3 separate regions of the Homo sapiens genome follow, and all the other regions are linked to region 1. The links are chromatin loops, found by intact Hi-C in ENCODE. Cell type or tissue: PC-9. All regions are shown on one strand. Each heading gives the region's core, and the rest is flanking DNA. Links, peaks and the distances in the headings are about the cores only. Region 1 has its middle 25 kb from the start of IGSF23. Region 2 overlaps CEACAM16-AS1 (CEACAM16, CEACAM19 and PVR antisense RNA 1). Region 3 holds the start of BCAM (basal cell adhesion molecule (Lutheran blood group)).

Region 1 (10,317 bases), core at 1,836-6,835:
TGCTGGGATTCAACACAATTTTTTAATTGGCAAAGTACATGAATAGGCAACTCACAGAGGACATCATCTTCAAATGACTATCAAACTTAAGAAGAGATAGGCAGCTTCACTAGCGATGGAAATGTATTTTAAAACCACCTTGGGATACGAATGTTTATATGTACATGGAGCAAAAAAAAAGTGAAATATTAATTATATCCAGCAACAGGAAAGAGAACTGTTATAAACACTGTTCAAGTATTTGGTGGCCATTCACTGGCACTGGCTTGTACCCCTGCTGAGCTTGGGGGACAAGGAGCCACAGTGCGGAGCTTTGGGCGTCCCAGTCCACACTTCTGCCTCTGCACTCTCTTATTCCCGTGTGTGTGTATCCCTCTGTTGTAACACCCTAGCTCTCAGCAAGTGACAGGAAAGAGTCTAAAAGGCAAAGTTAGGGACAGGACAGGACCCTGCACCTGTGTTAATCACACCCCTTCACCCTCCAACAGGGCAGAAGCAACTCTCAATGCTATACTGCCTGTCCTAGCTTTGGCTGCCGTTTTTTTTGTTTTGTTTTTGTTTTTGTTTTTGTTTTTGTTTTTTGAGGCGGAGTCTTGCTCTGTTGCCCAGGCTGGAGTGCAATGGCTCGATCTTGGCTCACTGCAACCTCTGCCTCCTGGGGTCAAGCAGTTCTCCTACCTCAGCCTCCCGAGTAGCTGGGACTACAGGCGCCTGCCACCATACCCAGCTAATTTTTGTATTTTTAGTAGAGATGGGGTTTCACCATGCTGGCCAGGCTGATCCCAAACTCCTGACCTCATGATCTGCCCACCTTGGCCTCCCAAAGTGCTGGGATTACAGGCATGAGCCACAGCGCCCAGGCTGACTGCTGTTTTTTAGGCTCCCTGTGGTGGTGGGGAGTGTAGGGGTTGGTCAGGTAATGCTAATGGAAAAGAAGGGCAGACCCCAAATCTCTCCCCACCCGTGGCACCAGTCTTTCTACAATGGGAATGCTCCCACCCACGACTTCACCCTCATCCAGAACCCAACCACCTTCTGTTGCCTCATTAGTCCTGCTTCCAGCTTCTGAGGCATCTCCAGGGCTAGTGCAGGGGAAAGAGCCAGCAGAAAGGCCTGGACTGCCGTGATGCATTTTACCTTGTTTGTAGACATGGACTGAAAAGCTGCAAGACCAGCAATTATAAATGAGAATACCAGCTAACCTGTGAGTGGTTACTCTGTACCAGGCACTTTGCTAGGCATGCCACATACATGATCTCCTTTAATAACATAACCCATGATAACCCATGATAGGCCAGGTGCGGTGGCTCATGGCTGTAATCCTAGCACTTTGGGAGGCTGAGGTGGGTGGATCACCTGAGGTCGGGAGTTCAAGACCAGCCTGGCCAACATGGCAAAACCCCATCTCTACTAAAAATACAAAAAATTAGCCAGGTGTGGTGGCAGGCACCTGTAATCCCAGCTACTCTGGAGGCTGAGGCAGGAGAATCGCTTGAACCCAGGAGGCGGAGGTTGCAGTGAGCCAAGATCACACCAGTGCACTCCAGCCTGGGTGACAGAGCAAGACTCTGTCTCAAAAAAAATAAAATAAAGTGAAGTAACATAACCCATGAAAAACCTATATCGTAATCTCTGTTTTACAAAAGAAGAAACAGATGCTCAGCGAGGTATAGTAATTTGCCAAATGTCACTCTGCTAGAAAATAGCTGAGCCAGAATTCAAACCCAGAGCTTGTACTTTGAAGCATTTCCAATTTGCTCTTTGAACCAATTTGGAGGCTTTCATTTCTGGAAGCCAGGCTGTTGACAGCTTTCACTTCTTATACTTTTTCCCACCTAGAAAGGTCTGGCTGGGTGCAGACCAAATATGATTCTGGTGTCAATTTGAACAGACTGAACTCAAGTCCACATGGACCCTTCAGGATGGTCCAACTGGGAGAAGCCCTGAGGGTCACACAGAAGGGCCTCTCCACCTTCAACAAGTCTCCTGAGGATGAGGGCAGTGCACTTACCACTCAGCAAAGCCACACATGCATCCTCATTAGAGGGGCACCCTCTCTGCTGGAGAACCGGCAAGTCTCAAAATTGGGGCTTAGTCCAGGAGGGTTCTTGCCTTTGCCCAGGAAAGAATTCAAGGGTGAGCTGGTGGCGTTAGACAGCAATCTTTTATTGCACAGTACTGCTCCTTGCAGAGCAGGGCTATCTCATAGGTAATGTGCTCAGAGCAGGCAAGGTAGGGACTGTTGCCAACTGTATTTATACCCACTTATACCAACTTTCACTTACATGCAAATTAAGGGGTAGGTCAATGCAAATCGAGAGGTGGGTCATTTAGAATTTTCTAGGAAAATGGTGGTAAATTCCGGGTGATTTCCACACATTTGTAAACTGTCATGGCTCTGGTGAGAATGTCTTGTGCTAATGCACAATGAGGGCAGCTAAGGATTGCTTTTGTTGCCATCTGCTGGTTCCTGCCAGTTTTTTCATTCTGTCCCTTCAGGACTGAGAAATAAGTCCTGCCAACCTATCTCCTACCTCATCTTTTCCTCAGCCCAGTCGGGGATGGTGGGTGACTAAGAACCAGACTGGTTGGAAAAACATGCTGTGATTTAAACCTGTAATCTCATTCTGGATTTTTATAGCAGACAAGCCAGTTGGACATGCCCAGTCTTTTTGCCATAAAACCCCAATGTGCAAGGGAGACCAGACCAACTCCATTCTAGCTGAGGAGCCCCTGGCTGGGCTGCCTCTGGTCCATATTTTGCATCTCCTTATATCAAGTCTGAGCATTGTCTTCCAACCCACGGAGTTCTTGAATGATGGAGCCCAGCCTCTTGATGGGTATTGGCACTCAAGCTGGGCTCCTGGGAACCCCACATGGCCGCACCCCTCTCCCATGATGGGGGAGAATCTCCTCCCTGGACCCTCCCTGTGGGGGCATCAGAATCTCTGGGGCAGCAACAGGGCTGGAAGAGAAGCCTGGACTTCTCCAGAAACTGTGTCTGTATGGCCAGCACATGTTTTCACTTCCCATGGGTATTTATATGAGTGAAGGGCAGATATAGAGTATTAAGAGAATAAGGATCCTAAAAGCCTCCTTGGAGTCACCAAGGTCCTCCACAGTCCCTACAACCTTTAACTCCTCAGCTCCCCTCACCCAGGGAAATTCCAGTCAAATAGACTGAACCACACAAGTGGCCAAATAATTTCAGGGAAGTTTAAACCCCTTTCAGATGCGCTAGTTGATCATATCTTGCCAGTTATCCTCAAGCTCCCCAAGCCTTCCAGCCACCTCCAATAACTTCATAGAAACCACTGGTTGCTAATGATCACGGAGTCCTGGACTCCTTTGAAAATGCATTGAAAGTTGTGTGATCCTGGACTGAAGCTTCAGGCCCTTCCTCAGAATATGCAGATGTATGCACAATGCTTCACACAATGTCAGGGATCCTTTCCAAGGAAATTTACACCCAGACATATCATCATCCAACTGTGGAAAATCAAACACAAAGAAAAATCTCGAAAGCATCCAGAGAAAACTAAACACATCACTTATACCAAAACAACAATTCAGATGATGGCAGATTTCTCATCAGGAACCATAGTGGCCAGAAGAAAGTGGCACTTTTTTTTTAAGTGAAAGCAAATTTATTAAGAAAGAAAAGGAATAGGCCAGGTGCAGTGGCTCATGCCTGTAATCCCAGCACTTTGGGAGGCCAAGGCAGTGGCTCACGCTTGTAATCCCAGCACTTTGGGAGGCCAAGGCTTGAGGCCAGGAGTTTGAGAGCAGCCTGGGTAACATGGGGAAACCTTGTCTCTACAAAAAATACAAAAATTAGCTGAGCATGGTGGTGCATGCCTGTAATCCCAGACACTTGGGAGGCTAAGGCATGAGAATCAGGAGGCAGAGGTTGCAGCGAGTCAAGATTTGCCACTGTACTCCAGCCTGGGCCACAGAGCAAGACTGTCTCAAAAAAGAAAGAAGAAAGAAAGAGAGGAAGAAAGGAAAAAAGAAAAGAAAGAAAGAAAGAGAGAAACGAAGAAAGAGAGAGAAAGAGAAAGAAAGAAAGAAAGAAAGAAAGAAAGAAAGAAAGAAAGAAAGAAAGAAAGGAAGGAAGGAAGGAAGGAAGGAAGGAGGGAAGGAAGGAGAGAGAGAGAAAGAAAGAAAAGAAAGAGAAAGAAGAAAGAGGAAGAGAGAGAGAGAGAAAGAAAGAAAGGAAGGAAGGAAGGAGGGAAGGAAGGAGAGAGAGAAAGAAAGAAAGAAAAGAAAGAAAGAGAAAGAAGAAAGAGAAAGAAAGAGAGAAAAGGAATAAAAGAATGGCTACTCTATAGGCAGAGCAATGGCATGGGCTGCTCAACTGAGTACACTTACAGTTACTTCTTGATTATATGCCAAACAAAGGGTGGATTATTCATGAATTTTCCTGGAAAGGGGTGGGCAATTCCTGGAACTGAGGGTTCCTCCCCTTTTTAGACCATATAAGGTAAGTGCTAGATGTTGCCATGGCATTTCTAAACTGTCATGGTGCTTGTGGGCATATCTTTTAGCATGCTAATGTATTATAATTAGCACATAAGGAGCAATGAGCATGACCAGAGGTCACTTTTGTCGCCATCTTGGTTTTGGTGGGTTTGGCTGGCTTCTTTACCACATCCTGTTTCATCAGCAAAGTCTTTATGACCTGTATCTTGGTGGCACATTTTTTAAGTGCTGAAAGGAAAACAACTGTCAACCCAGAATTCTGAATCAAGTGAAAGCATTCTTTAGGTTTAGGAGTGAAGGTGAACATTGAGGTTAGCTCGGTTTCACCTTGAATATGTCTTAAATCCCCTATGCATGCAGTGAATGTGGTTTTATACATAAAATGTTGTACAGCAGTAGCTGTATGCATACTTACAGTGTGTACAGAGATGCTCAGTACCCAACAGGACAAATCTGCAAAATACAGCTTCACCATTGAGCCATAGATGGAGCTGCTGCCTCAAATTAGAGCTGTATTTCCACCTGTTTCTATAGTTAAAATTTCATAAATTAAATGTGTGTATGATGCAAGTCTACTGCAATTCCTTTACTAGAGAGAAGTTGCAAGAACCAATGATCCCTGTTTCTTTATATTCATGCCCTCATCTAATTCCTTCCCCCTGAGTGTGGGCTGTACCTAGTGACTCATTTCTAATGAATGAAGTACAGCAGAAAGTGATGGCTGTCACTTCTCAGATTGGGTTACAAAATGGCTGTTGCTTCTATTTTCAACTTCTCTCTCACTCTGTCTTGAATCACTTTCTGAGGGGAAAGCTACCTGCCAGTAGCAAACACCATCTGAGTGAGCTTGGGAGCAGAACAATCACCCCATACCCTCATCCCAAGTTGAGCTTTTGAATGACACTGCAGCCCCCGTCCAGTAGCTTGATCGCATCAGAGGGAAAAGACCTGGCTAAGCTGAGCCCAGATTCTTGACTCAAAGAGACTATGAGATAACAAATGTTTTATTGTCTTAAGCCACTACATTTTGGAGTAATTAGTCATACATCAATAAATAACTAATGCAGGTGGCCTTCTGGGACACAGAGGAGGATGGAGAAGGTTGAATATCAGAGAGCAGATCTTGGGGACAAAAACACAGAGTCCTCATCACAGGTTATCATGCGAGCCCAGAAAACAAGCATCTAACATCTCATCAATAATATGTTCCCACACACCACCAATACTTTTACCAAAAAAAGTACTAATAGCTAATATTTCAGTTTGTATTTTCTAAAATTGACTCCATATGGCTTTCCTTTGGTGGAAAAGGAAAAAGAAAATTTGTCTCTGTCATTAACTTAATGTGATGTGTCAAATTTTATTTTATTTTATTTTATTTATTTTTTGGAGCAGGGTCTCACTCTGTCACCCAGGCTGGAGTGCAGTGGTGCAATCTCAGCTCACTGCAACTTCTGCCTCCTGGGTTCAAGCAATTCTCATGCCTCACCCTCCTGAGTAGCTGAGATTACAGGCACACACCACCATGCCCAGGTCATTTTTTTTGTATTTTCAGTAGAGACAGGGTTTTACCATGTTGGCCAGGCTCGTCTCAAACTCCTGACCTCAAATGATCCACCCACCTCAGCCTCCCAAAGTGCTGGGATTACAGGCATGAGCCACCACGCCTGGCCAATGTGTCAAATTTTAGATGAGGACACAGAGAACAGGACAGAGGACCTGAACTTTAATAATCATTCTCATATCAAATATGGAAACCACGTTGTTACGGTTTAAATGCTTGTCTCCTTCAAAATTCATGTTGAAACTTAATAGGCAATGTGGCAGTATAGAAAGGTGGGACCTTTAGGGGGCGATTGGGTCATGCAGGTTCTGCTCTGATGAATGGATTAATCCATTCATGGGTTAATGGGTTAATGAATTAATAGGTTATTATGAGAGTGGCATTAGTAGCCTATAAGAAGAGGAAGAGAGACCTGAGCTAGCATGGCCCCTTGTCATGTGATGCCCTGCACTCTATAGACTGCAGAGAGTCCACACCAGCAAGAAGGCTCTCACGAGATGTGGCCCCTTAACCTTGGACTTCTCAGCTTCCATGACTGTAAGAAATAAGTTCCTTTTCTTTATAAATTACACAGTTTCAGATATTATGTTATAAGCAACAATTAGAAAATCTTTAAATCCACCTGGGACCTGGAAGCCCCCTCTGCGGCTTCAAGATGTCCTGCCTTTCTGAGCTAAACCAATGTATACCTTACATGTATCAATTTATGTCTTTGCCTATAATTTCTGTCTCCCTAAAATGTATAAAACTAAGCTATAACCCAACCACCTGGGCACGTGTTCTCAAGACTTCCTGAGGCTGTGTCATGGATCATGATCCTTAACCATGGCAAAATAAAATTCTAAATTGATTGAGACCTGTCTTAGATACTTTTTGGTTTGCAGCTGCAACCAAATGTCAGCCAGAGTTGCTGTCTCATCTGAGGCTCAACTCGGGAAGGATCTGCTTGGAAACCAGGGCGTTGGTAAGGGAGTAGACCACCCTTCATATTGTCTTATGTCCAATTTCTCCCTCCAAAGAAAGAAGAAGTAAAAACTAAAAGGCAGAAATGAAATCCACAGGCAGACAGCCCGGCACCACACCCTGGGCCTGGTAGTTAAAGATCGACCCCTGACCTAACCAGTTATGTTATCTACAGATTCCAGACATTGTATGGAAAAGCATTGTGAAAATCCCTGTCCTGTTCTGTTCTGTTCTGATTACCGGTACATGCAGCCCCCAGTCACATACCCCCTGCTTACTCAATCGATCACAACTCTCTCACACGGACCTCCTTGGAGTTGTAAGCCCTTAAAAGGGACAGGAATTGCTCATTAGGGGAGCTCAGTTTTTGGAGACGTGAGTCTTGCCAAAGCTACTGGCTGAATAAAGCCCTTCCTTCTTTAAGTCAGTGTCTGAGGGGTTTTGTCTGTAGCTTGTTCTGCTACATTGGCAGCATTCAATTGCTAACTGGTTGTAGGACTGAGGATCTCCATTTCTTGCTGGATTTTGCCCACATGGGCCTCCCAACATGACCACTTGTTTCCTCAAAGCCAGCAAGGGAGAGAGTCTCCTGGAAAGATGACTCTATGTTACAGAATTGCCAGAGGTGTTCAGACCAGAGCAACTAACACAGGAGACAGAAATTATTTAGGCAGATAGTGAGGGCAAAAGAGCTCTCAGCAGAACTTCCCTTCTAACAAAAAGTAGCCCAAGAAATCATTTTTCCTAACAAAGAGCAGCCTGAAAAATCGGGCTGCAAACATAAATAAGGAAGCTAGAAGCTTGCATGGGGGAGAGCCAGCAGCTGCACCAATAGAAAAGGGCTACCTGGGAGGGGAACATCACATACTCGGACCTGTCAGGAGGTGGGGGGATGGCGGGGAGAGCATTAGGACAAATACCTAATGTATGCGGGGCTTAAAACCTAGATGACGGGTTGATAGGTACAGCAAATCACCATGGCACATGTATACCTATGTAACAAACCTGCATGTTCTGCACTGTCATGCACGTCCATGTGAAGTGACCACCAAACAGGCTTTGTGTGAGCAATAAAGCTTTTTAATCAGCTGGGTGCAGGCAGACTGAATCCAAAAAAGGAGTCAGTAAAGGGAGATAGGGGTGGGGCATGTTTATAGGATTTGGGTACATAGTGGAAAATTATAGTTAAAGGGGATTGTTCTCTTGCGGGCAGGGGTGGGGGTCACAAGGTGCTCGGTGGGGAGCTCCAGAGACTAATTGTCCAGGAGAAGGAATATCACAAGGTAATGTCATCAGTTAAGGCAGGAACCGGCCATTTTCACTTATTTTGTGGTTCTTCAGTTGCCTTAGGCCATCTGGATGTATACATGCAGGCTTGGGCTCAGAGGCCTGATGTGCACATGTATCCCAGAACTTAAAGTAAAATAAAAATAAAAATAGATTCTAAAAAAGAAAGAAAAGGGCTACCTGCGGGGCAGGCATGTCCACCATGAAAGCTCAATCTTCCCTTTTTTGTTAGCAAGTATACAGTAAGAAAGAAATGGATAACATTGTGCAGCTCAGGCTGAAAACCCACCTGCATAATAAGACTGGGGTGGGGGCTGCCAGAAATTCATGCCCTGTGCAAATGGAACACCTGGTCCTAACCAGTTTCTTACACCCTATGTAGAGCAGGTACTGCCTCCCCACCAGCTCATCTATAAAAACCCCTGCATTTCACCATGGACCAGCAACCTATTTTTCTGGGACCCCCTCTCTGTAACAGACAGCTATTCTCTCTCTTTTGCCTATTAAACTTCTGCTGTCAACCTCACTCTTTTCTTTCCCCCCAGGGGAAAGTGTAAACGCAGTCACCCACTACCACAAATTATGCAGTAACCTCACTCTTTGTGTGTCCGTGTCCCAGTTCTCCATGGCCGTGAGACAACAAACCTCAGGTGTCACCTCAGAAATGAGGCCATTTCACAACTTCATCTTGTACAGGAGCTGGGTAAAATAGGGCTGACACTTCCTGGGCTGCATTCCCAAGAGGTTAGGCATTCATAGTCACAGGATGAGATAGGAGGCCAGCACGAGATAGGAGGCCAGCACAAGATAGGAGGCAAGCACAGGTCACAAACACCTTGCTGATAAAATGAAATGTGGTAAAGAAGCCAGCCAAAACCGAGATGGTGACAGGACTGACCTCTGGTAGTCCTCACTACTCTAATTATAACACATTATTAGCATGCTAAAAGACACTCCCACCAGCATCATTACAGTTTACAAATGCCATGACAATGTCCACAAGTTATCCTATGTGGTCTAAAAAGGGGAAGAACCCTCAGTTCCAGGAAATCCCTGCCCCTTTCCTGAAATACTCATGAATGACCCACACCTTGCTTAGCATATAATCAAAGAGTAACTGTAAATGTACTCAGCCGAGTAGCCCATGCCACTGCTGTGCCTATGGAGTAGCTACTCTTTATTCCTTTACGTTCTTAAAAAACTTGCTTTCACTTTATTCTATGAAAAAAATAGGCTGGGTGCAGTGGCTCATGCCTGTAATCCCAGGACTTTGGGAGGCTGAAGCAGGCGAATCACTTGAGGTCAGAAGTTTGAGACCAGACTGGCCAACATAGTGAAACCCCATCTCCACTAAAAATACAATAAATTAGCCAGGCGTGGTTGTGCGCGCCTGTTGTCCCAGCTACTTGGGAGGCTGAGGCAGGAGAATTGCTTGAACCCGGGAGGCGGAGGATGCAATGAGCTGAGATCGTGCCACTGCACTCCAGCCTGGGCGATAGAGTGAGACACTGTCACACACAAAAAAATAAAAATAAAAATAAAAATAAATGTATGGACTGCTTTGACGAGTGGAAGAAGTTGGGAGTAATGCCCTCAACTACTCTAGTGAGGTCATAAGACAAAAATAAAATAAATAAAAATATAAAATAATAAAATAGAAATAAATGTAAAATAAAATAAATACAAATATAAAATAAATGTATAATAAAATAAATACAAATATAAAATAAATGTAAAATAAAATAAATACAAATATAAAATAAATGTAAAATAAAATAAAAATGAATAAAGTAAATTAAAATAAAAATAAATTATTTTATTTTATATGTTGAAATAAAAAGGTTTTATATGTTGAAATCCTAATGCCCAAGGTGATGGTATTAGGAGATGAGGCTTGGGTCAGTGATGAGATCATGAGGGAGGAGCTCTCATAATGGGATTGGTGCCCTCTTATAAAAGAGACCCCAGGGAGACCCTCATCCCTTCTGCCATGTAAGATCCATCCAGTGCACCGAGAACTG
Region 2 (10,095 bases), core at 3,424-8,423, 130 kb after region 1:
CAGAGAAGTATAAATAAGAAACACAAATAATAAAGAGCCAAGGAGATTAATATATAAAATAAAAGGCCCTGGGGTGGGCGCTGCGCTCACACCTGTAATCCCAGCACTCTGGGAGGCTGAGCCAGGAGGATCACTTGAGCCCAGGAGTCCCAGACCAGCCTGAGCAATGTAGCAAGACCTCATCTCTACAAAAGTTTTTCAAAAATTATCCAGGAATAGTGGTGCATGCCTGTAGTCTCAGCTACATGGGAGGCTAAGGCAGGAGGATTGCTTGAGCCCAGGAGGCCAAGGTTGCAGTGAGCTATAATCACCCTACTGCACTCCATCCTGGGCGACAGAGCAAGACCTTGTCTCTAAAAAAAGAGAGAGAGAGAGAAAAGAGAAACTGGTCTGGTTGAAGCAAAGGTTGCTCAATAAATATACATTGACTGAAGAGGGATCTGTTGGTTGCTCCCCAGCCCACTGCCCTCCCTGCTTCCATGACACACGCACTGCCTCCCTCTCTAGAAGCTGAAAATGTCAGGTACTCACTTTCCCAAACTGCCTTGCAGCTGCAAGCAGCCATGTGACCAATTCAAGCCCATGAGGAAGGAGAGAGCCTAAAGTTCCACCCACTGACTCCACCTCACCGGAGGGGACACTGAGGGAGCTCTATGGAGTTTGAAAGCTATTATCTAAATTAGTGGTCTCCATTGTGGGGCTTCTAGCTGGGACGTGAGGATGGACTTGAGCCCATACTACTAACCCCAACACTATCCAGCCCAGAAAGAAGAAATAGCATCCATATTACCACCTTCACCCCACCCCCATCCACCCAAGTTCACATAAAAACTTGACATAGATGTGGCTAGAGTCTAGATATAACAGTTAGAAATTCTTGGCCGGGCGAGGTTGCTTATGCCTGTAATCCCAGCACTTTGGGAGGCCGAGGCGGGTGGATCACGAGGTCAGAAGTTCAAGACCATCCTGGCTAACATGGTGAAACCCCGTCTCTACTAAAAATAGAAAAAATTAGCCAGGTGCAGTGGCAGGCACCTGTAGTCCCAGCTACTGGGGAGGCTGAGGCAGGAGTATGGTGCAAACCTGGGAGGCGGAGTTTGCAGTGAGCCGAGATCATGCCACTGCACTCCAGCCTGGGCGACACAGCAAGACCCTGTCTCAAAAAAAGAAAAAAAAATTAGCTGGGCGTGGTGGCAGGTGCCTGTAGTCCCAGCTACTCGGGAGGCTGAGGCAGGAGAATGGCGTGAACCTGGGAGGCAGAGCTTGCAGTGAGCCGAGATCACGCCACTGCACTCCAGCCTGGGTGACACAGCGAGACTCTGTCTCGAAAAAAAAAAAAAAAAAAAGAAAGAAAGAAATTCTCTTCAGTGGCTAGGCTGGGCACTGTGGCTCACACCTGTAATCCCAGCACTTTGGGAGGCCGAGGTGGGCTGATCATCTGAGGTCAGGAGTTCGAGACCAGCCTGGCCAATATGGTGAAGCCCCATCTCTACTAAAAATACACAAAAATTAGCCGGGCATGGTGTGATCAAGAAAAAAAAAACAGAAGTATAAATAAGGAACACAAATAATAAAAAGCCAAGGAGATTAATATATAAGATAAAAGGGCACCTGTAATCCCTGCTACTTGGGAGGCTGAGGCAGGAGAATTGCTTGAACCCATGGGGCAGGGGTTGCAGTAAGCTGAGATCATACCATTGCACTCCAGCCTGGGTAACAAGAGTGAAACTCAGTCTCAAAAAACAAAACAAAAGAAATTATCTTCAGTGGCTAGTAAGAAATATTGGAACTAGCATAAACAATTAGGCAGAATAGATACACAGGGAGTAGCTTATATGGCTAGAAGATTATTTTTCTCATTTCTCAAACGTAAAAAATCTCCAGAAGCAGATTGTTCAGAGCTAGAATGGAGGCCCTGTAGTGTCATCAGGGACACAGCTCCTTCTATTCTTCTGTTCCATTATCCTTACCTTGGGGTTTCCATCCTCTCCATCACCTCATGGCCCAAGATGGCTGCTGGAGTCACAGCTGCCTCATCCATGTTCCAGGCAAGAAGCAGAAAGAAGGGAACAAAGGGAAACAAACAAAAAAAAACTCCCCCTAGCCAGTTTATGGACTGTGCCCCTTTTAAGGGAACTTTACCTAAGGCCCATCCAACAACCCCTGCTTAGATCTGATTGGCCAGCTCATAGTACCATGGCCACCCTAGCTGCAAGGGAGGCAGGGAATTGCAGTCATTGCCTTGGGTATGCTGCTGCCCCAATTAACATCAAGGTTCTTGTATTAAGAAAGGCAGAGAGAATGGGTCCCGGGTGGGCAGCTGGCAGGCTTGGCCACTCCAAGCTTTGGAACTTCTACCTCCTCAGCTAGGCAAAATGGCCTTCCTCACCTGAGCCCAAGGAGTAAGAGTCACAGCCCCCATAGCAGGGGTTTGAGAAAGATGGGAGCTGCTGCTCTGAGCTGTGATTGTGTGCAGTTGATGCAGAATGAGGCCAGCAGGAGGGGCAGAAGGAGGGAAGGAGAAGCAGCTCAGGTTTCTAGGTCAAGCAAAATCCCATAGCCTCAGGGTGTGGTGGAGGCTCAAATGTCCCCAAGACCAGGTCCTCCGTCCCTCTGGGCATCTCTGTGCTCTTTTACTGAATTATCTCAAGTAGTGCAATCCCCTTCATTAAGAGTGTAGGAAAGAATAATAACAATAACCACAAAATAATAATCACTCCTATATCTCGAGCATCAGTGTATTAGTCCATTCTCACATTGCTATAAAGACATACCTGAGACTGGGTAATTTATAAAGAAAAGAGGTTTAATCAGCTCATGATTCTGTGGGCTATACAGGCTTCTGCTTCTGGGGAGACCTCAGGAAACTTACAATCATGGCAGATGGTGAAAGGGAAGCAAGCACGTCTTCACATGGCCGGCAGGAGAGGAAGGTGGGGTGCTACACACTTTTAAACAAGCAGCACTAGGAGGATGGTGCTAAAACATTAGAAACTGCCCCCACGATCCAATCACCTCCCACGAGGTCCCTCCTCCTACACTGAGGATCATAACTGGACATGAGATTTGGGTGGGGACTAAGAACTAAACCATATCAATTGGTTTTATCCTTTTTCATGCAAGATCTCAATTCCTACAGCAGCTCTTAAGAGCAGTTACTATCATTCCCCCAACTTACAGGTGAGGAAACTAAGGCACAGAGACTTGAAAACTTTGCTCCAAGTCCCACAGTTCCCATGTGTCCTAGGTGGAGGTGCTGGTGGGGGAGTCCTCTCCATTCTTCAGCAGGGCAGAGGGTTTCAGGGCACAGCTCTGAGGACAGACAGAATTCTTTTTAGCTGTGGGAACTTGGGTACATTGCTTGCTTTTCCTCCTCGTAAAATGGAGATGATAATACTGCCCCTGCCTCCTAGGATTGTTGAAAAGATCACATTAGTTAATACAAGTAATGAGCCTGAAACATGGATGCTCAATAAATGCCTATGACCCAGACTAAGGTGTTAGATTTTAACAACAGGCAGATAGAAAAAGCAAAGATAACATTTTTCTTTTTCTTTTTTTTTTTTTTTTGAGACGGAGTTTTGCTCCTGTTGCCCAGGCTGGAGTGCAATGCATGATCTCGGCTCACCACAACCTCTGCTTCCTGGGTTCAAGCGATTCTCCTGCCTCAGCCTCCCCAGTAGCTGGGATTACAGACATGAGCCACCACACCCGGTTAATTTTTTTTTTTTTTTAGCATTTTTAGTAGAGACGGGGTTTCTCCATTTTGGTCAGGTTGGTCTCAGGTGATCCTGACCTCAGGTGATCCGCCCGCCTCAGCCTCCCAAAGTGCTGGGATTACAGGCATGAGCCACCGCGCCCGGCCATTTTTTTTTTTTTTTTTTTTTTTTTCCAGACCGGGTCTCAGCATTATCCAGACTGGAATACAGTGATGCAATCATGGCTCACTGCAGTCTCCCAAGCAGCTGGGACTACAGGCATGAGCCACCACGCCGGCCAATTGTTGCATTTTTTGTGGAGTCAGGGTCTTGTTCTGTTGTCCAGGCTGGTCTCAAACTCCTGGGCTCAAGCAATCCTTTCACTTCAGCCTCCTAAAGTGCTGGGATTACAGGTGTGAGCCACCACACCCTGCTTCAAAGATAACATTTGTCCTGGCGAACTTAATCCTACTAAGCAGGTTTGCTTCGCTTTATGTAATATATGATGTTCTTTACATTGTAATCACTGAGATTTGCTGACAAAAAGTAATAATAGGCCGGGCGCGGTGCCTCATGCCTGTAATCCCAGCACTTTGGGAGGCTGAGGCAGGCAGATCACCTAAGGTCAGGAGTTCGAGACCAGCCTAGCCAACATGGTGAAACCCCGTCTCTACTAAAAATACAAATAATTGCCAGATGTCATCATGTGCGCCTGTAATCCCAGCTACTTGGGAGGCTGAGGCATGAGAATCACTTGAACCCAGGAGGCAGAGGTTTCTGTGAGCGGAGATTGCACCACTGCACTCCGGCCTGGGCAACAAAGTGGACTCCATCTCAAAAAAAAAAAAAAGTAATAGGCAGATCACAAGATCAAGAGATTAAAACAATCCTGGCCAACATGGTGAAACCCTGTCTCTACTAAAAAATACAAAAATTAGTTGGCCGTGGTGGCACATACCTGTAGTCCCAGCTACTTGGGAGGCTGAGGCAGAAGAATTCGCTCGAACCCAGGAGGCGGAGTTTGCAGTGAGCCTAGATCGTGCCACTGCACTCCAGCCTGGAGACAGAGTGAGACTCTGTCTCAAAAAAAAAAAAAAGTAATAAAAGCAATAATAATAAATGTGTATGAGCTTTTAGAAACACGATGCTCATCATCGCAGGTTCCAGGGTAGGTGCTCTCAGCACAGGTTCTCTGACTTGCTCCTCAAAGCTTCCCTTTGAAATGGAACTATTAATACATTTCCCAAATCTCCTGTTTATTAACGTAAACATCCCTGCGAAGAGCACTGGCTAACGCCTGTTATCCCATCACTTTGGGAAGCTGAGGCAGGAGGATTACTTGAGGCCAGGAGTTCAAGAACAGCCTGGGCAACATTGCAAGACCCTATCTCTACAAAAAAAAACAAAAAACAAAAAAAAAAAACAGAATTATTTGGGCATGGCAGTACTTGTCTGTCATCCCAGCTACCTGGGAGGCTGAGATGGGAGCATTGCTTGCGCCTAGGATTTTGAGGCTGTAGTGAGCTGTGATGGTGCCATTGCACTCCAGCCTATGAGACAGAACAAGACCCTGTCTCAAAAATTAAAATAAAATAAAATAAGTTATATATCCCAGGCTTCTGCCTGGGCCCAGAAAACCTGTCTCTCCAGGGTGGGGACTTGAAAGAATTTTCTTTCTTTTTTTTTTCTTTTTTTTTTTTTTTTGAGACAGAGTCTTGCTCTGTCATCCAGGCTGGAGTGCAGTGGCATGATCTCAGCTCACTTCAACTTCTGCCTCCCGGGTTCAAGCTATTCTTGTGCCTCAGCCTCCCGAGTAGCTGAGATTATAGGCGCCTGCCACCACGCCCGGAAAGCAGAATTTTTAACAAAGGGTCTAGGGAATTTTTGTTAGCTGGGAAATTGGGGGACTCAGATGCAGAGACTGTTTGACAAAAAAAAAAAAAAAAGGAAAGTGAGACACCACAAAGAAGAGGAGGTGACTTGCCCAAAGTTACTCAGCCAGAAAGGAGCAGGGCCAGGATTTGGTCCAGAGAGGAGCAGGAACTAGTCCAGGGTCACGGAGCAGGTTTCAGATGAGGGCTGAGACTGGCGCCCTTCACTGTCCCGAGCAGGTCCGCAGTGGCTCCTCGCCTCCCCCATTAAGCCACGAAGCTCTGGTGGCGCCGGGGGCCCTCAGGTTCCACCAGCCGTGGGTGGGGAGGCAGACTATACCCCTCTCAGCCCCAATCCCTTCCCCCTCACCCAAGCTGCCTTTTCTCAAATAACCACACTGGGGAGGGCAGGGAGTCGGGGTGACCTTGAGGCCAGAATACACAATGGCCCAGTCCCTCTCTGGAGCCCTGCCAGGGAGAGGAAGGAAGCCTGCCCTGTTTTTTTCCATGGACTGGAATGTTGATTCAGGATGGAGAGCAGGGAGGAGGGAAGGGGGAGGTGGGAGAGAGAGAAAAAAAAAAAAGGAGGAAAGAGAAGGGAGTAGGAGGAGGGTGGAGGAGGGAGAAAAGGGGAACAGGGCAAAAAGGGAGAAGAAGGAGGTGGAGGAGGTGGAGGAGGAGGAGGGATGGGGAGGAAGAGGAGAAGAAAGAGGAAGGAGACAGAAGAGGAGCATGGAGGAGGGGGTGCCAAGGCCAGACTTTGGGAACCAAGGAATGAGCCCCATCAGCTTCAGCCCATCCTGACACACAGTGTGGAGAATGCAGAGTCCAGAGAGGGCACCCCAAATCTGCAAGGTTGCACAGGACCAGTGCAGCCAAAGGGCCTCACCTGTGCGGCTGCCTCCTGCCTGTGGAGGCAGGAGCTCCCTGAGTCCTCACAGAGACCTTCAGACGCAGGTGTCATGTTGCATGTTTCTCAGAAGAGGATACTGAGGCGCCCAGAGGTAAAGCCACATTTCCTGGAGCATCTCCCCTTCGGATCGGACTCCAGGGTCCTTACAATGGTCTGCAGGCCTGCCCGCCCGTCATTCCCTTCATCATCTCCTCTCCTTCACTCACTGCAGCCACCTGGCCTCCTGGCTATTGTTTGAACAAATCAAGCAACTCCTTCCTCGGGGCCTTTGCACTGGCTGTTCCCGCTGCCAGGAATTTCCTTCCCTCAGACACCTGCATCACTCCAGTCAGGTCTCTGCTCAGATGTCACCTCCTCAGAGGGGTCCCCTGTACACCCAAAGTTGTCTGGCTTTATTCTTCACAGCATTTATCACTTACACAACTAACCCAACTTTACATTTTATATTTCTTTTTTGTTTTCTTTTTTGAGACAGTCTTGCTCTGTTGCCCAGGCTGGAGTGCAACCGCACAATCACAGCTCACTGTGGCCTCGAACTCCTGGGCTCAAGCAATCCTCCTGCCTCACTCTCCTAAGTAGCTGGGACTACAAGTGCTCACCACCATGACCTGCTAATTTTATATATATATATATATATATATATATATATATATATATATATATATACACACACACACACACACACATATATATACACATACATATATATATACACACAAACATACATATATATACATACATATATATATATGTGTATATATATATATATATATATATATATATTTTTTTTTTTTTTTTTTTTTTTCCCTGAGATGGAGTCTTGCCCTCTCGTCCAGGCTACTAGAGTGCAGTAGTGCAATCTTGGCTCACTGCAACCTCCACCTCCCATGTCCAAGTGATTCTCCAGCCTCAGCATCCCGAGTAGCTGGGATTACAGTACCTGCCACCAGGCCCAACTAATGTTTGTATTTGTGTAGAGATGGGGTTTCACCATGTTGGCCAGGCTGGTCTTGAACTCTATCTAGAATATACAATATATCAAACATTTCAACACAAAAAAAAAAATCTGACTTTTTTTTTTTGGAGATGTAATCTCAATCTGTCACCCAGGCTAGAGTGCAGTGGCATGATCTCAGCTCACTCCAACCTCTGCCTCCCAGGTTCAAGTGATTCTCCTGCCTCAGCCTCCTGAGTAGTTGGAACTACAGGCTTGTACCACCACGCCCAGCTAATTTTTGTATTTTTAGTAGAGTCGGGGTTTCACCGTGTTGGCCAGGCTGGTTTCAAATTCCTGACCTCAAGTGATCGACCCGCATCGGCCTCCCGAAGTGCTGGGATTATAGGTGTGAGCCATCACGACTGGCCATTTTTTGTCTTTTTGATGACATCTTGCTCTGTCATCCAGGCTGAGTGCAGTGGCGCAACTATAGCTCACTGCAGCCTCCAATTCCTGGGTTCAAGCAATCCTCCCACATCAGCCTCCCAAGTGAGTAGCTGGGACCACCACTGTGCACCACCACACCTGGCTGTTTTTAACTTTTTGTGCAGACAGGGTCTCGCTGTATTGCTCAGGCTGGTCTCGAACTCCTGGCTTCAAGCAACCCTCCTACCTCTGCTTCCTAAAGTGCCAGGATTATAGGTGTAAGCCACCATGGCTGGCCAACAATATAATTTTTTAAACAGGCAAATTATCTTAACAGACATTTCTCAAAAGAAGACATACAATGGCCAACAAGTATATGAAAAAATACTCAACATCATACTCATTGGGGAAATGCAAATCAAAACAACAATGAGGTATTATTTCACCTGAGTTAGGATGGCTGTCATCAAAAAGACAAAAAATGGCCAGTTGTGATGGCTCACGCCTGTAATCTTAGCACTTCGGGAGGCCGATGTGGGCGGATCACTTGAGGTCAGGAATTCGAAACCAGCCTGGCCAACATGGTGAAACTTCAACTCTATTTTTGTAAAAATACAAAAATTAGCCAGGCATTGTGGTGCAAGCCTGTAATCCCAGCTACTCAGGAGCCTGAGGCAGGAGAATCACTTGAACCCAGGAGGCAGAGGTTGTGGTGAGCTGAGATGGCGCCATTGCGCTCCAGCCTGAGCAACAGAGAGAGGTTCCCTCTCAAAAAAAAAAAAAAAGAAAGAAAAAAAAAAAGGAGCAGGGATTCAGCTTTTGAGGGCCATGGCGAGGATTTTGGCCATCACCCCAAGTGAAGTAGGAGCCACAGAGGCTGGATGGGTTCTGATTCAGTTTCTTTTTTTTTTTTAGATGGAGACTTGCTCTGTCGCCCAGGCTGCAGTGCAGTGGCGCAATCTCGGCTCACTACAACCCCCGCCTCCTGGGTTCAAGTGATTCTCCTGCCTCAGCCTTCCCAGTAGCTGGGATTATAGGCATGTGCCAACTCACCCAGCTAATTTTGTTGTTGTTTTGTTTTGTTTTGTTTTTTGAGACAGAGTTTCACTCTTGTCTCCCAGGCTGAAGTGCAATGGTGCCCACTCAGCTCACTGTAACCTCTGCCTCCGGGGTTCAAGTGATTCTCCTACCTCAGCCTCCTGAGTAGCTGGGATTACAGGCATGCACTACCACGCCAAGCTAATTTTTGTATTTTTAGTAGAGACGGGGTTTTGCCATGTTGGCCAGGCTGGTCTTGAACTCCTGACCTCAGGTGATCCACCTGCCTCAGCCTCCCAAAGTGCTAGGATTGCAGGTGTGAGCCATCATGCCCGGCCCTGATTCAGGTTCTAACAGGATCCCTCTGGCCATGAGGTGGAAAGAGACTGTTGGGGGCAGAATTGTAAAGCGAGGGACAAGAAGAGTCAGGGGTCTCCAAGCTTTGAGCCTGAGCCACTGCAAGGATGAAGCTGCCATTTCTGAGGCCAGAAGGCTGCAGGCAGGGCTGGGTTGGAGATTGGAATGAAGATAGGTCTTGTTTGAGGCCAATGAGGAGGGAGCCTCACCCGAGGCACACAGGCTCCAGGCGGGAAGTTGGCGACAAGTTGTGGACTGTGGTTTTCACCCACCTCATGGGGCCCCCTCATCCTCTCCCCCAACTTCCCCTCACGCCGTGGTGGAGCCAGCTTTGTTTGTTTCCCCCCCATCATCCGTTTCATGATGGGGAAGACTGGTTTTCCCCTAACCCAACAGACACCTCTTCCCTCAGCCTGTCCCTGACCCTCCCACCTCGGGAAGCCCCGAGCGGGCCTCCCAGAATGTCCCGGCAGGAAGGGGCTGCTGCTACCGTTCATCCAGCCAGATGAACCCCAAAAGGGGAAGTGGGTCACCCGTAGTCACCCGGCTCATGGTCAGCTCGGGACTTCAGGATCTCGTCTCTTCACTGCACCCACCACAGCCCTGGGAGGTTTTCCATGCACGCTTCTCATTCTCCCCACATTTCACACGAGAAAACAGGGGCTCCAAGAGAGGCCCACACTCACCTAAGGAGCTCCAAAGATAGGGGCATCTGGATTTGAACCCAGGTCCTAGCAGATGTTGTTAGCTCAGAGGAGAAGGCAGAGAGGGTGAACAGAACCCAGCCTGCCCTCCCAGATCCAGTGGGAAGGCAGACTTGTCCCCAGGTAATAATAGCCCAGCAGTGTTCACAGC
Region 3 (10,317 bases), core at 2,884-7,883, 220 kb after region 1:
CCCATTCCCGGAGACCTTGCCCTGTGCCCAGCGCTGGGCTGAGCAATGCTGACCAGGAAGCAGTGATCACTGCCCCACTAGGGCTCACCTTCCACTAGAGGAAAGAGACCTGTCCCTAGACAGTGATGACCCAGAGTGGGCATGGCTGGGGTAGGGAATCCCAGGGGGCTACAGGAACCCAGAGTGGGCACCTGACTCAGCCTGGGAGGTCAGGGAGTGCTTCCAGGAGGAGGCGATGTCTGAGCTGATACTTAAAAGATGATGAGGCCAGACGTGGTGGCTCATGCCTGTAATCCCAGCACTTTGGGAGACTGAGGCAGGCGGGATGCTTGAGCTCAGAAGTTTGAGAACAGCCTGAGCAACGTGATGAAACTCCATCTCCACAAAAAATTTTGGAAAAATTAGCCAGGCATGGTGGCACATGCCTGTAAGTCCTAGCTACTCAGGAGGCTGAGGTGGGAGGATGGCTTGAGCCTGGGAGGTCAAGGCTTCAGTGAGCCGAGATTGCACCACTGCACTCCAGCCTGGGCAACATGGCAAGACCCTGTCTCAAAAAAGAAAAGAAAATTTTTTAAATGATGAAAAAGTATTCCAATGGACAGGAGGCTTGAAAGAATGTATCAGGGCCGGGCGCAGTGGCTCACAGCTGTAATCCCAGCACTTTGGGAGGCCGAGGCAGGTGGATCATCTGAGGTCAGGAGTGAAACCCCGTCTATACTTTCACCCCAACATGGTGAAACCCCGTCTGTACTAAAAATACAAAAATTAGCCAGGCATGGTGGCGGGCACCTGTAATCCCAGCTACTCGGGAGACTGAGGCAAGAGAATCACTTCAACCCAGGAGATGGAGGTTGCAGTGAGCCGAGATTGTGCCATTGCACTCCAGCCTGGGCAACAAGAGCGAAACTCTGAAAAAAAAAAAAAAAAAAGGAAGGAAGGGAGGGAGAGAGAGGAAAAGGAAGGAGGGAAGGAAGGAAGGAGAGAAAGAAAAGAAAGGAAGGAAGAAAGAAAGAAAGAAAAGAAAGAAAGAGAATTTTCACAGATTTAGTTCCAAGCAACAGATGCTACCTCAGGGGCAGAAAGGGAATTTATTGAGAGGATTTGGGGTCACTCACAGAATCCCAGGAGTGAACTGGGGAATCAGGATTGGAAAGTGAGCAGGAAGAATCCTGGCAACTGGCCAGCAATGGTAACCCAGCCACAGTGACACCACGGAACCGGTCTGATGAGGCCATGCTGGCGATGGCCACTAGACACTGTAGTTGTCTCGCTGCCTCTGCTGCCCCAGAAATAGGATATGGCTGCTCTTCTCATTAGCTGTTGCTGGTAATAAATCACTTCACAACTTAGCCGCAAATGACAGCAATCATTGCATTAAGTCTCATGGTTGCTGTGGGCTGGGATTTGAAGAAAGGCGTGGCTGGTTTGTTTTGGCTCAGGATGCAAACAAACAGTGCAATCAGTGATGCTTGCCACAGGGCGGCTGGGGGTGCTGGACAAGTGGGCATCTCTCTGTGGTCTCAGGGCCTCCCCCACCATATAGTCTCTGCACTGGCCAGCTTGGGCTTCCCCACAGCATGGCTGCCTCAAGGTAGTCAAACTTTATATGGCCGCTGAAGACCCAGGCAGAAGCTGCATGGCCTTTTCTAGCTCATTTTGGGAGTTCCGCAACTTCACTTCAGCTGAATTCTGTTGGTTGTATGCAAGTCACCAAACTGCACAGATTTGAGAGGAGGGTGCCATAGACCCCAGCTCTTGATGGAAAGAGTATCAAGCTCTCATTGTGGAAACACACATGGGATGAAAGACACTGTCACAACATGGCAAAACCCCATTCCTACAAAAAAAAAAAAATTAACTAGGAGTGGTGGTGCACACCTGTACTCACAGCTACCCAGGAGGCTGAGGTGAGAGGATCACTTGAGCCCTGGAGGACGAGGCTGCAGTGAGCCATGATCATGCCATTGCACTCCAACCTGGGTGACAGAGCAAGACCCTGTCTCAAAAAGAAAAAAGAAAGAGATTGTTGTAGCCGTCTTTGGAAAACAGAATCTGTCCCAGCTGCCATGCATGGCTGGAAGAGGTGGCCAATTCCTGATATTCAAAAGTGTGGAAGGATTTGCCAAGCTTAAGTCACCTTAGCTCCAACAGATGCAGGAAAGCAAACATCCATTCTTGTTGGCTTCAAGAGTGGGCAACAGAGGCTTTCAGACAGTAGGAATTTCCTTAAATGTGGGAAGGAGCTGCAGATGCTAGGTAATCCTTCCCGCAAAATATGTACTATAGCCCGCTCCTTTGGTTTTTTTTGTTGTGTTTTGTTTTTTAGACAAGGTCTCACTCTTTCACCCAGGCTGGAGTGTAGTAGCACGATCTTGGCTCATTGCAGCCTTGATCTCCCCAGTTCAAGCGATCCTCCCACCTCAGCCTCCTGAGTAGCTGGGACTACGAGCACAAACCACCACCACCCCCGGTTAATATGTATTTTTTGTAGATACAGGGTTTTGCCATGTTGCCCAGGCTGGTCCCAAATTCCTGGGCTCAAGCGATCCACCTGCCTCAGCCTCCCAAAGTGCTGGGATTGTAGGTATGAGCCACCACAGCTGGCTTTGAATGTTCAATATCAATAGGCCCTTTGCAGAAGTTCTTATCGAAACTTTCCCCGCACAACCGTCTCTCATTGTACAATCAAAAAATGCATTCACACTGCCACCCAATACAAAAAATTTCAATAGTTCCATTTTCCAGATCTGAGACTGGAATCAGGGAAGAACCATTCCCCTCCAAATATGTCATTCTCCCCATATTCCACAAGCTGTGAGCTAGTTGTAAAGTTAATCGTCACACACTGTGTGAAAAATAATGGGAAAAAAGGTCAAGAAAAGATAAGTCAGCCAGGCACTGTGGCTTCCGCCTGTAATCCCAACATTTTGGGAGGCTGAGGCTGGTGGATCACCTGAGGTTAGGGGTTCGAAACCAGCCTGGCCAACATGGTGAAACCCTGTCTCTACTAAAAACACAAAATTAGCCGGGCATGGTGGCGCATGCCTGTAATCCCAGCTACTTGGGAGGCTGAGGCAGGAGAATTGCTTGAACCTGGGAGGCGGAGGTTGCAGTGAGCCAAGATCACGCCATTGCATTCCAGCCTGGGCAACAAGAGTGAAACTCTGTCTCAAAAACAATGAAAAGGTAAGTCTGGCCAACCGTGGTGGCCCACACCTATAATCCCAGCACTTTGGGAGGCTGAGGTAGGAGGATCGCTTGAGCCCAGAGTTTCAGAAAAGATAAGCCTTGTTAGTTAAAATATGTGAGGATATACACCTGCGGCCGCATGGATGGAATTAGAACTTTTTTTTTTTTTTTTTTTTTTTTTGATACTGAGTCTCGCTCTGTCACCCAGGCTGGGGTGCAATGGCATGATCTCAGCTCACTGCAACCTCCACCTCCTAGGTTCAAGCAATTCTCCTGCCTCAGCCTCCCGAGTAGCTGGGATTACAGGCACCTGCCACAACCCCTGGCTAATTTTTTTATTTTAAGTAGAGAGGGGGTTTCACCATTTTGGCCAGGCTGGTCTCAAACTCCTGACCTCGGGTGATCCACCCACCTCGGCCTCCCAAAGTGCTGGGATTGCAGGCATGGGCCACCATGACTGGCCATTTTTATATTTTTTTGTAGAGACGGGGTTTCGCTATGTTGCCCAGGCTGGTCTCAAACTCCCGGGCTCAAGCAGTCCTCCCGCCTCAGGCTCCTAAATTGCTGGGATTACAGACGTGAGTCCCTGCGGCTGACCTGGACCTCAGCTTTTACCCTAAGTGAGACAGAAGTCATGGGAGGACCCTGGGGCAGAAGAGTGACATGAGTTGATTCACATGTAAAAGGAATCCTTCAGGCTGTTTTGTGAGAATAAATTACAGGGGACAAAGGCAGATGATGTTACAAGACTAGTTTCTGCAAGTCTGCAAGGGTCCACGGCTGCTGTTTTGGTGTTTCTGACTTTTCTCCTTCATACACATGCCATAGAGTTCTCCTCCCTCACCCAGAACCTCAGATGGCTAGGTTCTTCTTTTTTTTTTTTTTTTTTTTGAGACAGAATTTCACTCTTGTTGCCCAGGCAACATCGTGCAGTGGCACGATCTCAGCTCAGTGCAACCTCCACCTCCCAGATTCAAGCGATTCTCCTGCCTTAGCCTCCTGAGTAGCTGAGATTACAGGCATGTGCCACCACGCCCAGCTAATTTTGTATTTTTAGTAGAGATGCGGTTTCACCATGTTGGTCAGGCTGGTCTCGAACTCCTGACCTCAGGTGATCCACCCACCTCGGCCTCCTAAAGTGCTGGGATTACAGGCATGAGCCACAGCGCCCAGCCTCAGCTGGCTGGGTTCTTGAGGGAGGTGGAAGTGGGCGATGGCTGCTGAGAGGGCATGTACCAGGGTCCAGCCCAAACAGAAGGTGCACAGGCTGGGGACAGAAGAGCTAGGGTATGGGTGTCGGTGCTCACAGTGTGTGAGCTTGACAGCACCTGGGACTGTCTTGGAGTGCCGCCGCATTCCCCATGAGTGAGTTTGTATTGTATATCCTGGGATGCTCCAGTCTGGATGGAATCTGCACGTGAGTTTGTGTGCCTTGCAAACAAACCTTCCCTGAGCACCTGCACTGTGTCTGGTCTTGTGCTGGGCGGGGTGCCCAGGGGAGGAGCCCTTAGCTCACCACAGTGATCAAGACATCCCTGGCCCTGCCCTCACAGGCTCACAGTCCACTGAGGGAGACAGACCTATCCCCAGCCAGGGACCCCCAGAGTGTGCCGGGCTCAGGTGGGGGAGCCCAGAGGGGGAACCTGACCCAGCCAGGGAAGGCAGAGGGGACTTCCTGGAGGAGGGGATGGTACAGTTAATCCTAAAAGGTCTTTCCCAATGTAACAGTTGCTCTGTAGGATGGATGCAGTGGCTCATGCCTGTAATCCCAGCACTTTGGAAGGCAGGAGGATCACTTGAGCCCAAGAGTTGGAGACCAGCCTGGGCAACATAGTAATACCCTGTTTCTATTACCAAAAAAATACAAAAATTAGCTGGACATGGTAACACAAGCCTATAGTCCCAGCTACTTGGGAGGCTGAAGTGGAAGGATTGCTTGAGCCCAGGCGGTTGAGGTTTGAATGAGCTATGATTGCGCCCACTGCATTCCCGGCTGGGCAACAGAGCGAGACCCTGTCAAAAACAAAACAAACAAACAAAAAAAACGTTGGTCTCCTGTATGACCAATGGATAAAGTAACCTTGACCAGTCTAATAACTCCCAGGCTGACCTGTAATCCAAGCCTTCTCTGTATGTCTGAGCAGGCAAAGCCCAGCTCCAGGGCTACCTCAACCCCCAGGCTGATCAGAAGCTTGGGTAACCTCTCCCAGTGTGGCCAGCGACCCCCCACCCTCCCACGTTCTGACCACTGTCCTGGGCAACTAGTGACATCTAGTGGGGGATTTTGTCCCAGTCTGACCTGGCCTGTAGGGGCCTTGGGCAGTCGGACCTGTGACCCACGCTTCCTAGCAGTGGCTGGACTCCTCCCCCTTCCCGCAGGTGCCCTGGCCTCTTCCCCTGCCCTCCTCACCTGCTCTGGCCAGTCTGACTCCTCCCTTCCCCACAAGGTTGGGAGGGAATGAAGGAGAGAGCGGGAAGGAGGAAGGGAGGGTGGCATTCCTGGGATTCCCTGGATAGGGGGAAGAGTGGGAGGGCCTTCCATGGGTGAGCAAGCAGAGAGGGCACCCCGTACCCCACCCCCAGCCCCATCATCGAAGCGGCCTAGGAGGACCTGGATTTGAAGACCATTGAAAATAAGAGATTAAACCGGTTGATTCCAGGCTACTGGTCAGACGAGGAAAGCAGCCCAGAGCACTGACCACAGGGGAAAACATCTCCGGGCATACTGGGAGCAGCTGCTGGGGGCCACTGGTCAGGCTGCGGGGGTCACTGGTTGGACTGGGAGAGGCCAGTGCAGGCCACTCGGACGGCACGCTTGGGGCCATTAGTTACACTGGGAGAGGCCATCGCAGGCCACAGGTTGCAGTGGGGTCCTCTGGTTAAAATCGACGATGCCAGCCCAGGCTGCTGGTCACAGTGGGGACGAGTCCCCAAGGCCCCTGGTCAGAATAACGAGGAGAAGGTCCGCGATTGCCTGGTGAGATCCCAGCTCGGGTCACTGGCTACGCTGGTCGATCAGGCCCCCCGCTGCAGGCGCTGGTCAGTAAGCCCGGACAGCTCTAGGCTTGGGGGCGGACGAGCCCCGAGCCTGGCCCCGTGCACTGGGAGGTCCGCTCCGGGCAGTGGGAGGTCCTGGCCCCGCGCCCGGGCATCGGGGGACGAGGGGGGCCTGGAGGGCGGGGCGGGGCGGGGCTGCCGGGGGCGGGGCCTCTGGCTCCCAGCCCCGCAGCGGCCGAGCTGCAGCCCGGGCTCAGTCTCCGCCGCCGCCGTGAACATGGAGCCCCCGGACGCACCGGCCCAGGCGCGCGGGGCCCCGCGGCTGCTGTTGCTCGCAGTCCTGCTGGCGGCGCACCCAGGTATGGCTCGGGCTGAGGGCAAGGTGGGACTGGGGAGAGGCCCCTGGGGACCCCGGGAAAGCGAGGAGAAAGGGCTTTACCCTGACCCCAGGAAGCAAAATGTGGGGACCCCAAGGAGGAGGGATATGGGAGTGTTGGAAGGTACGCCTTCCAGTGAGAGAGATCTGGGGACAGCCAGGCAGGAGAGCTGGGGATACCCAGGCGGTGGATCAGAGACAACCAGAGAAGTCAGCCCCCTTCCCACTCAGCACCCTGGAATCTGGGTCCCACCTGCCTCCTCCCTCAGACCCTGGAATCTGGGCCCCCAGCCCCTCTTTCCTCAGACCCAGGAGTCCAGGCCTCCAGTGGCTAGAATAGCTTCCCCCAGGGCACAGAGGATCAAAACCCCAGGGCTCTCTCCCTCAAAGGTCCTCAAGTTTTGAGAGGTCCAGGGACCCCTTAGAGAAGCGAGGACCATGTGTCCCCACACCAGCGATCCACATGTATTTAGGAGTTTCCAGAGTCCAGTATAAAGAACCCGCCTCCCTCAGGAAAGGGCTGGAGCACCAGCCCCGGGCAGTGACAGTGGAACAAAGTGTTTCCAAGTGACAGGCCCCCTTCCTGGGGCCTCAGCTACATTTACACACCTGCATGAGGATAGAAGGAGAGGAGGCCGGGGGCTGGGGGGTGGGGGTGGGGGTGCTGGGGACAGAGGGACAGAGAGATGAGAGAGATTGGGGAAGAGAGAGGAACTCTCTGCCTCCACTTGTCTGCAGATCAGACCCAGCCTTAGGCACCAGCCTGGACCCCGTCACCCCTCCCTGGGGACAGGCTGGGGCCAGAGGTGAGCGCTTGGGAATCCAGGCCCCTGGCACACTCATGGTCAACAGTGGGTCCCCAGGGGTAGGGCTGGGCCAGATTGAGCAGAGAAGGGAAGGGAGTTTCTAAGAAGCACTGAGAGCTGATGCCAGGATGCCAGCCCAGAGGGTGAGGGAGGGTGGTGGTTTTTCTACAATAACTACTCCACCAGGCCCCAGCCTCCTCTTCCCTCTGATCCCAGGAGTCCAGGTGCCCAGCTTCCCAAGATCCTGGGCCTCAACCTTATCCTTTTGCAAGATGACTCGACTTATCCCGTTTGCTGTTGTATCAAACTGAGGGGGGCCAAGAGGCGGCTGGGGGCTCTGGCTCCAGGCCGGGCAGGTCTCAGCCAGCCTGTCCCTCCCACATTCCTGAAACCTGCCCAGCCCTGTCCCCCCTCACCGCCCCCACACATCCATCCCGCCTAAGCTCCGGGCCCAGCCGCAGCCCACACCCCAGCCCCTCACTCATGGGAGAGCGGAAGAGACCCAGGGACTGAGTGGTGCAGGTGCAGAGAGAGGCAGAGACAGGGACAGAGATGGAGACCCAAGAGGAGAGACACACGCAAAGGTGGAGACCAGGATGGAGAGAAACATTTATCCATCATCACAGAGGTGGCCCTGCCCAGGGTGCTGGAGGCAAATGGCTGAGCCAGGCCTGGCCCTGCCCTGGGGGGTGGCGTGTGCTCTGTTGGGATAAGCAAAGGCTGGTGCAGTATTACCCCAGGAGTGTTCAGCGGAGGCCACAGGGCCCTGTGCAGCCCAGAGGAGGAGCCCTGAGCTCTGCAAGTGCAGGGAGAGATGGATTTGAGACCCAGAGATGCAGGGAGAAGGGATGGAGGGCGAAAGGATCTCAGGGAGGAGGGGCTGGGGCCTAGACTCCTGGGTCTGAGGGAGGAGGGGCTGGGGCCTGGACTCCTGGGTCTGAGGGAGGAGGGGCTGGGGCCTAGACTCCTGGGTCTGAGGGAGGAGGGGCTGGGGCCTAGACTCCTGAGTCTGAGGGAGGAGGGGACAGGGGCCCAGATTCCTGGGTCTGAGGGAGGAGGGGCTGGCACCTGGACTCCTGGGTCTGAGGGAGGAGGGGCTGGGACCTGGACGCTTGTGTCCTGGGGGAGAGGGGACCCTGTCTGGAGGGCTCTTCCTGTTGGTGTGGTGGATGATAGCTCAGTTGCTCTCTTGCAGATGCCCAGGCGGAGGTGCGCTTGTCTGTACCCCCGCTGGTGGAGGTGATGCGAGGAAAGTCTGTCATTCTGGACTGCACCCCTACGGGAACCCACGACCATTATATGCTGGAATGGTTCCTTGTGAGTGCTTGGGGCTGGGGGGCCTGGAGTCAGGGCACAGCAGGGCAGCAAAGGTTCATTCTCTCATCAGTGCCTAAGGCCTGTAGAGATCCACCAAGCCACACTCCTTGTTACAGATGGGGTCACTGAGTCCCACTGAGGGGAAGGGATCTGCAAGGTGCCCCGTGTCTAGGCACAGCCAAGTCTAGAATGACATTGACCTGCTCTGGACTGCGGGCTCTTGAGAGAGAGAACAGAGACAGACATCAAGAAAGCAGAAGCCAGGCACGGTGGCTCACGCCTGTAATCCCAGCACTTTGGGAGGCCGAGGCGGGTGGATCACGAGGTCAAGAGATCAAGACTGTCCTGACCAACATGGTGAAACCCCGTCTCTACTAAAAATACAAAAATTAGCTGGGCGTGATGGCATGTGCCTGTAATCCCAGCTACTCAGGAGGCTGAGGCAGGAGAATCGCTTGAACCTGGGAGGTAGAGGTTGCAGTGAGCCGAGATCGAGCCAATGCTCTCCAGCCAGGCGACAGAGCAAGACTCTATCTCAAAAAAAAAGAGGAAAGAAAATGAGAGACAATCGGGAGAGGGAGAGACCAAGAGGAGAAGGGATGGGACCGGAATGAGATGGAGAAAAGGAGACAGGAAAAATCAAGAACTGATAGGGAATGGGGGCAGGAGAAGGTGGGGAGGGACAGAGGGACCAGGGAGACCCATAACAAGAGGAAAAGAGGCAGAGCCAGGAGCTGCAGAGAGAAAGGACCCAGAGAGAGAGAGACTGAGGAGCGCTGGGACACCCGGAGCTGAGAGCCTGCCCCGCGCCCACAGACCGACCGCTCGGGAGCTCGCCCCCGCCTAGCCTCGGCTGAGATGCAGGGCTCTGAGCTCCAGGTCACAATGCACGACACCCGGGGCCGCAGTCCCCCATACCAGCTGGACTCCCAGGGGCGCCTGGTGCTGGCTGAGGCCCAGGTGGGCGACGAGCGAGACTACGTGTGCGTGGTGAGGGCAGGGGCGGCAGGCACTGCTGAGGCCACTGCGCGGCTCAACGTGTTTGGTAAGTGTCCTCGGGCATCCCCCGAAGGGAGGCAGGCAGGGAGGGGCGCAGGGCAGGGGCTCCTGACGTGAACGTCTTTTTCACAGCAAAGCCAGAGGCCACTGAGGTCTCCCCCAACAAAGGGACACTGTCTGTGATGGAGGACTCTGCCCAGGAGGTACCTCTCGGGTGGACCTTGGCCCCAGGGTCCTGGAGGAGGAGGGGACAGGGCCCTGGACTCCTGGGTCTGAGGGAGGAGGGGCTGGGGACCCCTGGGTAATAAAGGAGGAGGGGTAAGGCCAGGCGAGGTGGCTCATGCCTGTAATCCCAGCATTTTGGGAGGCAGAGGCAGGCGGATCACCTGAGGTCAGGAGTTCCAGACCAGCCTGGCCAACATAATGAAACCCCGTCTCTACTAAAGATACAAAAATTAGCTGGGTGTGTTGGTGTGCAACTGTAATCCCAGCTGCTCGGGAGGCTGAGACAGGAGAATCACTCGAACCCAGAAGGCAGAGGCTACAGTGAGCTAAGATCACACCACTGCACTCCAGCCTGGGCCACAGAGCAATACTCCGTCTCAAAAAAAAAAAAAAAAAGAAGAAGAAAAG

The links. A loop is a pair of places that touch in the nucleus more often than their neighbours do. Peaks named below come from ENCODE experiments on the same cell type or tissue, not always from the same donor. Only the 100,000 strongest peaks of a DNase experiment are listed, where the experiment ranks them.
Region 2: a loop joins it to region 1, with 7 times the contacts of the local background. A loop is called at or near these places in 5 of 110 quality-filtered maps.
Region 3: it touches region 1 in a loop (12-fold over the local background); 3 of 110 quality-filtered maps call a loop at or near these places.

The regions. Positions count from the first base shown.
Region 1 is chr19:44,583,465-44,593,781 of GRCh38, forward strand. No RefSeq gene overlaps it. Among named protein-coding and RNA genes, the nearest start is that of IGSF23, 25 kb to the right of the region's middle. RefSeq lists enhancers at 5,987-6,486, 10,219-10,317. In PC-9, for the core only: a CTCF peak has its summit at 4,938; DNase peaks (open chromatin) are centred at 2,497, 4,617, 5,117, 5,477 and 1 weaker place; H3K4me3 peaks cover 2,445 bases; H3K27ac peaks cover 5,000 bases.
Region 2 is chr19:44,712,772-44,722,866 of GRCh38, forward strand. All of the region lies in intron 1 of CEACAM16-AS1 (CEACAM16, CEACAM19 and PVR antisense RNA 1), which reads right to left. Among named protein-coding and RNA genes, the nearest start is that of CEACAM16-AS1, 7.4 kb to the right of the region's middle. RefSeq lists enhancers at 9,531-9,680, 9,811-9,920, 9,991-10,050. In PC-9, for the core only: no CTCF peak of the experiment used is centred there; DNase peaks (open chromatin) are centred at 5,710 and 6,060; H3K4me3 peaks cover 613 bases; H3K27ac peaks cover 2,192 bases.
Region 3 is chr19:44,802,662-44,812,978 of GRCh38, forward strand. BCAM (basal cell adhesion molecule (Lutheran blood group)) reads left to right here and starts at 6,442. Exons shown (of 15, transcript NM_005581.5): 1 at 6,442-6,545; 2 at 8,564-8,685; 3 at 9,502-9,730; 4 at 9,817-9,887. The coding sequence starts at 6,464. RefSeq lists an enhancer at 9,616-10,162. In PC-9, for the core only: CTCF peaks have their summits at 5,410 and 5,609; DNase peaks (open chromatin) are centred at 4,620, 5,580 and 6,250; H3K4me3 peaks cover 1,456 bases; H3K27ac peaks cover 2,756 bases.